Regions from separate parts of the Homo sapiens genome. Here region 1 is linked to region 2. The links are chromatin loops, found by intact Hi-C in ENCODE. Cell type or tissue: breast epithelium. All regions are shown on one strand. Each heading gives the region's core, and the rest is flanking DNA. Links, peaks and the distances in the headings are about the cores only. Region 1 holds the start of LOC124900781 (a long non-coding RNA gene). Region 2 has its middle 110 kb from the start of SCOC-AS1.

Region 1 (4,392 bases), core at 275-4,274, 500 kb before region 2:
CTAACAACCATCTGACGGGGCTTTAATCTGGTGGGGTGTGGCCAGGCACAGCCCATGGAGGAAAGAAAGCCCCCCTTTCTTTCCTGAGGAGGGCTGGAGAGGGGGTGCGTGTGCATATTTCGTGTCTATGTGCCAAAGTTAGGCTTCCTGACATTGTTTCCTCTGGCTTCTCTTGGCACAGTGTCTTCCTGGTCTATGAAGGCCTGCAACTGGCTGATCTTGGTTAAAGGGAAACTGACCAGTGGTATTTGGTGGATACTGCTTGTCCTAAAGATTCAGGAGGAATAGAACTTTCTCCAGGAACCCAGGGACTTATCCAGGGATGACAATCTAACTTTTTAGGGTCTGATTGAAAGATCTGCATCCTTGTGGACAAGAACTTAACTCTACAGAGGAGATTCCTCCTGCCACAGGATTACACCTGGAAAGATTTTAACATTCTTTTCCTTTGTCAAGTCCCCAAAGGATACATTCCTGATAGGGAATCCTAGAGTTTATTCTCCCTTGAATGACTAAGGCCCTAGGCAAAGCTGAAGAGGAGTCTGGATTCTGTGAGAATGAACAAGGCAGCTGCTCGGAGTCGGCTGCTGAGGGGGCCATCTGTTTAAGCAACGAGAAGTACGGAGCTAAAGAGGCACACGGTATTCAAACATGTGAGTTCCCTGCACCAGGGCTTCTGGTCAGTTCTTCAATCAGGAGAGAAAATGATGCTTAGGTGTTAAAGGTTCAGGGGGAGCCGAAATGACTTCAATTGCCAAAATAAACAGAATTGCTTAATTAATCTAACTAAAAAATCCTGTTCAGCATTGGATTAAAAAAATCATGTTGATGCTGCCCCTGTTTATTTGGCTGAATCCTGGACTGAGAGGGTATATTTAGCCTCAGTGTGCTTGCAGGATTGCATCTTGCAGCTCAACAGGAAATATCTGGAGTCACAGCTAAAGATATCTCTGCATGTTCAGAAATTTACGAGCAGCTGTAAAAGTGGAGCTATGGTGGGCAGAGTGCTGGAACAGTCTCCCTTTCAAATGAGAGAGGCCGCTGAATTAAACACTTGAATATACCAAGTTCATGGCAGGCAGAGGGCACCTGACATGCTAAAAATAGCCAAAGTGGAAGTGCTTCTGTTGCTAAAATAATACTGAACTGGTATGCTCCTTTTCTCAACCCACAAGAAATGGGTGAAGGGGTAGAGGGTAGGCTCTGAGATTCCAAAAAGTGTGTCAGAAGCTATGCCAAGTGAAAGTCATTTCCTCATTTTGCCACTTTTCAAAAATAAATAGCTTTCTTAAGCTGAGCAAACTGAAGTAGCAGTAATCAATATATTATTTTTTAATAACACGAGACAGAAATGGTAGCAGCAAAAAGACACTGCATACCTGGATCTGTAGTCCTGCTGACAAGCAATCCTGCTGACGAGCAAACCTTTTCCATCATGGGCAAGACTCATTTATTTTTAAACATCCTTTTGCTAGACTCCCTTATCAGCAACTCCACGCCCTGCTCACCAATGCCCGGCTGGAAAGGTCCCTACTTACTCCTGTGCACATGCCTGGCAAGGCTGCTTGCTAAACAGCATGGACAAGGGGACGTCTGTGCCCCTGCATGTTGCCGGGCAGAGGAGGCTACGACCTTTTCCCGAATGGCCATTAGGTCCAAGAGCCACTGAACTTTCATTCTGTGACCGAGGACATTGTCTCATCTTTCCAAGTCTCACTTGCCCTTTTGCCTGATGTGGGGCTAATAGAGATTACCCTGGTGGCCTCCTGAAGTTGCTGTGCAGATCTAGTGAGCTAATGCATGCGAGAGCACTTTGTGACTCCCAAAAGCCTGAAACCTGATGGAGGATGTGGTTGCTGTTGTTATTGGGCATTCTACTGGAAACGCGGGGAAAGAACAGCAACATCTCCCGGTGATAAGGGAGTGCTGTGCACAGACATTGAGTGTGTTCTCTTTTGTGGGATGGTGCCATCTTCCACAGGTACAAGCACTGTCCACATCCCACTGAGAGCAGCAGGGGCCACAGGAAGTCCGCTTGCTTTCAATGAGCTTGGCATGGCTCACTGCCGGCATCGCGGCCACACTCCTGCTTCAGTGACTGCACCTACTCTGGGCAGCTCCCAATGCAGGGCTGGGCCTGGGTTCACGGGGAAGCAGGGGCTGAGACAGAGGTGAGCCCAGCCTCAGTGTGAATGGTTATGAAGTTATCACCAGTGCCTACCCTGGGACCAGTCCCCCAGGCTGGTCAGTACTCCTAGCTGGGAGGAGAGAGATGCCTACCTTATCTTAGGCAGCCCCACTAACAGCTGCCGTTTGGGCTGCCACTGACTGAAGGGATTATTATTTATTTTCTTTGGTTCTCATCTCCTTCTCATCTGCCTTACATGTTATATCTGGTAAAAAATGATAAGTTCACCATGATGGTCACTGTGGGGCACATGGACAAAAATATGTATGCACATTGTCTAAAACTGGAAGGGAATATTAAAAATGAAATTACTTGCTGTTTTAGGATGGTAGAATTAAGAATGCTTTCCTTGCTTCTTTTTTTGCACTGTCTAATGTTGTTAAGTAATCTTTAAAATAATTTAAAAAAGGAACTGCAATTAGGGTTTTAACATTTTGTAAAATGACATTGGTTACCCTGATTTTGGCTTTACTGGGCCTGAAAGTGCAAAGTTAAAGAAATATCACATAGGCTAAAGGATTCCAATGTAATAATCATATTTTCAGCCTCTGAAGTATTTTAAGGGTGGCCTTCTTCATTTCAAGGTTTTTTTGGAGAATGTAGTAAATGGCAAAGGACATGCAATGTTTAAAAGTTGGAAATCAAATCATAGCTTTTTTATTTGGAAAATGCTTAGAAGTCTACAATCTTTTCCACCAATGAAGAATGAAGTATTGGCCAGGTGTGGTGGCTCATGCCGGTAATCTCAGCACTTCGGGAGGCTGAGGCAGGAGGATCGCTCCAGGAGTTCGAGACCATCCTGGGCAACATAGCAAGATTTTGTCTGCACTAAAAATAAAAAAAATAAATAAGCCAAGTGTGGTGGTGCGTGCCTGTAGTCCCAGGTACTAGGTGGCTGAAGTGGGAGGATTGCTTGAGCCCAGGAGATCATGGCTTCAGTGAGCTATGATCATACCACTGCATTCCAGCCTGGGCAATACAGTGAGACCCTCTCTCAAAATAAATAAATAAATAAATAAAAAGAATGAAGTGTCTATCGAGCACCTATGTGCTGAACATTGGGCAAGGTGTTGTGTATTTCTTCTTAGTTCCCCCTTTTCCCTGTTTCTCCTCCCACAAAGTGAGTCTCACTGGTTGTTTCGTAAGGCACTACTCAGTTAACTCCCTTCATGGTCTTTCTTTTTGGGGGGTGGGGGTGGGGGATGGAGTCTCACTCTGTCACCCAGGCTGGAGTGCAGTGGCATGATCTCGGCTTACTGCAGCCTCCGCCTCCTGGGTTCAAGCGATTCTCCTGCCTCAGCCTCCTGAGCAGCTGGGATTACAGGCGCCCACCACCATGCCCAGCTAATTTTCATATTTTTAGTAGAGACGGGGTTTCACCATGTTGGCCAGGCTGGTCTCAAACTACAGACCTCAGGTGATCCACCCACCTTGGCCTCCCAAAGTGCTGGGATTACAGACGTGAGCCACCGTGCCCAGTCACGAGTGATTTTTTTAAAGCTCTAGATGCCAAGGTAGTGTCAATGAGGGGAACTGCCAACAATTTCTGGTTCCTTCAATAAACAACCAGAAACCATGACAGAATAGGGCTTGGCACCTATGGTAACCGGCCACACCCAGCTGCTTTCTCTGGAGTACAGCAATAGAATGGACAACGGCTCAGATCTTCTCCTTCTTCTCCCGACAACTCCAAGTCCGCCATTTCCTTCTACCATGATTTAGAAATTATCCCCTCTATTTGATAAAGAGGTAAATTAAGTCAAGGGAAGGTAAAGGTTCTGGCATCTGGGCACTCGGCACATGAAGAGCAAAACTGAGAAAAGACCAAGGTTTGCCACTGCGCCATCTCCCTGCAGACCAGCTCTGCAGGCACGGCCATGGGGGCCAGTGAATGTCATGAGACGTTAAGTGCGAGGCTGAGCTAGTTGCCCTCTGTATTTTGGTACCCACACATGAAAAACTGGGGGTAACAGTATGTGTTCCTTCCCACCTCACAAAAATACCTTATCTACACATAACAAGTATACACGTGACTATTATTGTCCACTTTATTATTATGTCAATGTGATTACTCTGTAACCCAACTTATATTCCTTTGCCTCCCAAGGAAACAGACAAAATAAAACATGAGCACCACAACAACTTTCCAGCGGGTACAGGTAATTAATTCTAACCAAAAAAGTCCACATTGGGTCAGGCCTACC
Region 2 (4,392 bases), core at 227-4,226:
GAAATGTGTTCTTTATAAGGCCGGGCTTGCTCTCAGGGCTTTGAAGGACTCCATGTTGAAGACCTCCTATCTTTGGCACATTGGATTAAAACTATAATCTCCAAAACACTGCCCTACAGTCCTTTTGTGCTGTGCTTTCTCTCTTTGCTTGTCTTTCTATATCTTCTCCTGTTTCTGCTATAGAGTGTTGGGCTCAATGATAGTGGCTCCTTGAATAGGAGCAGAGGAAAGCGAGGTGGGGGAAGAAATAGCTATGAGAGAACGTATTAGTCGGTTCTCACACTGCTATAAAGAACTACCTGAGACTGGCTAATTTATAAAGAAAAGAGGTTTAATTGACACACAGTTCCACATGCTGTACAGGAGGCTTGGCTGGGGAGGCCTCAGGAAACTTACAATTATGGCGGAGGGGCGAAGGGGAAGCAAGAACCTCTTACATGGCAGCAGGAGAGAGAGAGAGAGAGAGAGTGAAGGGGGAGGTGCTTCAGAATTTCAAACAACCAGATCTTTTGAGACTTCTATCAGGAAACAGCCCCAGGTAGATAGTGCTAAGCCATTAGAAACCACCCCATGATCCAATCACCTCCTGCCAGGCCCCCCCTCCAACCCTGAGGATCACAACTCGAGATGAGATTTGGGTGGGGACACAGAGTCAAACCATATCAGAGAATAACACCAAAGTGTTGATTTGAAAATTTTCTTAGAGTAACTGTTTAGGCACAGGCAAATTAAAATCCTGTGCATAATCCTGTTTGGGTGCATTTGCATCTCTTTAAACTATCTCATACAGCTGGATGTCATCCTTGGAGGGAAGTCTAGTGGAGCTCATGGCCAGAGTACCTAGCAAATTTTCAAAGACCTTGTGACTTATGTTTACTTGCTTGGCAATGATGTTCCTGTGAGAAGCATGAGACCTTGTCTTCCACAGAGCAATTTAGGACCATCAGTGTTACAGAGACTCCAACCAACTTGCACAGGTAAGCCAACTAGAATTTGCTGATGTACAGCTAAAAGAAGGGTGAGCATGAGGCCGGGGACTCTGCATTCCACATCTGTGCTCAGAGACTCTCCCTGAGCCACGTGCAGAGCAGCTGTGGGTGAGAGGTGAGCTGCTCGCTGCTGAAACACCCCATTTGGTGAAGCAGGCCTTTGTTTGAGATGACACCGGGAGTGAAAGCAGGTTATCATCACTATACCCAGTGGTCTGACAGAGCAAATGGAAGAACTCGGTGAGGTGAGGAGAGGTGAGAGAGGTGAGGAAAAGATTAGCGAGGCTCAAATGGGATAATTGGAAAAGCAGGGGCAGGCAGTAAATTATGCCCCTTTTACTTGGCTTAGTTATCATATCACCCCGAATGGGTGAAATAGGTCAGCAACCCATGGGTGAAAAGCAAACTCAGGAAGGGTCACAGAGGTGAGCTAAGAACCGAGCTCCGAGGACACTTTCAGGAGCCTGTGGAAACCGTGTTGCTGGATTTTCATGCTTAGAAAGAGAAACAGGACAGAATAAGTCAATAGAGTCTTCTGGGATTGTCTGGAGGTCTTTTTCATCTTGTCAGAACCTAGACCTATCAGTAGGAAACAGGTTGAAAAGTCTCACAAATGAAGAGGCAAATAAAGCAAGGGAGTGGTAATTGTTTTGTTTTTTAAGAGACAGGGTCGCTTGCTGTTGCCTAGGCTGGAGTGCAGTGGTACAATCACTGTTCACTTCAGCCTTGAACTCCTGGGCTCAGGCAAATCTCCTGCCTCAGCCTCCTGAGTAGCTGGGGCTATAGGCATGCACCACCACGCCCAGCTAATTTTAAAAACATGTTTTTTAGAGATGGGGGTCTCACCATGTTGCTCCGGCTGGTCTTGAACTTCCAGCTCCAGTGATCATCCCTTCTCAGCCTCCTGAGTTGCTGGAATTATAGGTGCCTGCCACCATGACTGGAAGGAAGTGGTGGTTAATGTGGGTTCTGGACTGCTTACTTTTGCCTCCCACCCCAACTTGCAACCTTGTTCTGTGACCTTAGGAAGTTACTTTACCTCTTTGTGCCTTGGTTTCCTTATGTGTGACAGGGAAATAATAATTGTACCTAGACCTTCATACGTATAAAGATCTTAGTTCCTAGCACTCTTAAGTTCCTAGCAGTTAGAATACATTCAAAAAGACTAGCTGAGAAACACTTGAGAGAATGGTTTCGATGCCCTTGAGGTCATTTTGGACATTGGCAGGGACTTCTTTTGGTGGTTACAAGGATAGGGATACTACTATCATTTAGTGGGTGGAGGCCAACCAAAACAATTCATCCTGTATCCCACATGACTTTTGAGTGTTCTCATCTGGGATGTACACATCCCGATAGGTGAAAAACCTAATATTATTGGAACTTAGAATCTAACTCAGTTTTAAAAAATTTCATGAGTTCTTTTTGCATTGTTTTCACATACACTGAATTTTGAATGATCATACCAATCAAGAAGATTATGCTCTGCTTCGTTTAGAGTGCTGTCAGGAGTGGTTCCCCATTTCAGAAAGTCACCTCACTGATGACAAAAACAATGACCTGTCGGAGCTGCATTTGTAACTATTATGTTTCTAAGGCCTCTACGCATCATGAGGCCTCATGACTTGATTGTGACTTCTAGCGTAGCTATGCCTGGGCGTGAATATATATATATTGAAATGCACATGATTTTATTATAAATAATGTTGTGTCTCTTTTATATCAGTTAGGGCATTGTGTTGATTTCTTCTTGAAATGTATGAGGATGAGTTATGCATATTAATTTTATTGAGGATATTAAAAGGCCATTATAAAACAGTTGTTTTAAAAAGGAGGTTTAGCTGTGATAGGTTTTTGGAGCTAAGCTCAGCATAATCATAATGGTTGTAGTTCCCAAAAGTCGGTCCCTGAGTCAAGGAAATCAGAACCCAAAGAAAGGGTATTTCACTTGCTCTCAGTTTGCCTGTTCTCTTTTAGCCGGGTATTTAAATGCTTATGTGGTGGTCAGAGCATTTCGGTATATTGCATGTATCTTCTGTTAAAAGAAAAACTTCAGTGGCACTAAAATTAGAAGAGTTTTATTGAACAATGAACAATTTGCAAATCGGGCAGCCTCCTGAGCCACAATAGGCTCTGAGACTTCAGCGCAGCCACGTGGTGGAAGACTTATGGACAGAAAAGGGAAACTGACTTACAGAAAATGGAAGTGAGGTCCAGAAACAGCTGGATTGGTTATAGCTCAGCATTTGCCTTATTTGAACATGGTTTAAACATCTGGCCACATTTGATTGATCAAAATTTGGTGATTGGCACAAGAGTAGACTACAGTTTGTTTACTTCCATGTAGGCTATAGTTCACGATGTACAGAGCAACCTTTAGCTTTAGGTTAAACTTGATTTAACACTACCCTCAATAATCTTGAAGTCTAGTTTCTGATTAAGATGTGGCCATCTGTCCCATCTCTGTAGCACACTTAACTTCAAGAGGAGACCATCTTTTGTGCATGTGAACTCTTCTCTCTCCCGCTGTGGGAGCTAGATCACACCAGAAAAGCCTCTTTTCCAGGGATTGGTGGAAAGACTAAGGCAGCCAGGGCTGGAGGACCTACTTTGGCAGAGGTGCCCTCTGCTCTGTCCAGGGCTGTCTCCCCAGCTGAACCATGGTCTCAAGGGCTCCTGCTCTCTGCTGGGTAGGCCTGGTACAATTAATTCTGAGGCCCAATCTTTGATTTGATTGCTGTTAAGTCCTGTTGTTTAGGGAGGGAGAGCGTCTATTTACTCCCTGACATGGCCAAAGATGGAAACGGAGAAGTTGCAGAAAAACTTTGTGGGTAATAATGTCATACCTAGAAGATGATTGTGTTGCCTGATAGCCATGGGGAAGATGGCAAGTAGAGACAGCTTTCTTGGGGGTGTGAGTCAGCTTGGGCTGCTGTAACAAAAATATCATAGACTTGGTGGCTTATAAACAACAGAAATTTATTTCTTACAGACCTGGAGGCTGGAAGTAGCAGATCAGGGTGCTAGTATGGTCAGGTTCTGGTGAAGGCCCTTTTCTGTGTTGGTAACTAAAAAGAGGGCTAAGAGCTCTCAGGAGTCTTCGTTTTATAAGGGCACCCCAGAGAGTGAGGTGCTACACCTTCATTACCTAATTATCTCCCAAAGGCTCCATTTCCTAATGCCATCACATTGGGGATTAGGAAGAACCTCAACATTAAATTTGAGAGGGCACAATCAGTCTCTAACATGGGGATGGGGCCTGAGTTCAGTTTCCTTCTATTAATATATTAGAATATATTAGTGGTAAAGGTGTTAGAGTCTAGACTGACAAAATCAAGACAAAATAAAGAGCCATTAAGTCTTTCAAAATTTAATCTATAATTACGCTGTATTCAGAAATGTG

Evidence for each region. Peaks named below come from ENCODE experiments on the same cell type or tissue, not always from the same donor. Only the 100,000 strongest peaks of a DNase experiment are listed, where the experiment ranks them.
Region 1: it touches region 2 in a loop (2.9-fold over the local background); 2 of 110 quality-filtered maps call a loop at or near these places.

The regions. Positions count from the first base shown.
Region 1 is chr4:139,762,803-139,767,194 of GRCh38, forward strand. The region is part of intron 2 of MAML3 (mastermind like transcriptional coactivator 3); the gene reads right to left. It overlaps LOC124900781 (a long non-coding RNA gene), which reads left to right and starts at 254. Exons shown (of 2, transcript XR_007058276.1): 1 at 254-1,981. In breast epithelium, for the core only: no CTCF peak of the experiment used is centred there; no DNase peak of the experiment used is centred there; H3K4me3 peaks cover 1,585 bases; H3K27ac peaks cover 1,861 bases.
Region 2 is chr4:140,262,368-140,266,759 of GRCh38, forward strand. It overlaps a transcript of SCOC not described here. Among named protein-coding and RNA genes, the nearest start is that of SCOC-AS1, 110 kb to the right of the region's middle. RefSeq lists an enhancer at 4,392. In breast epithelium, for the core only: no CTCF peak of the experiment used is centred there; no DNase peak of the experiment used is centred there.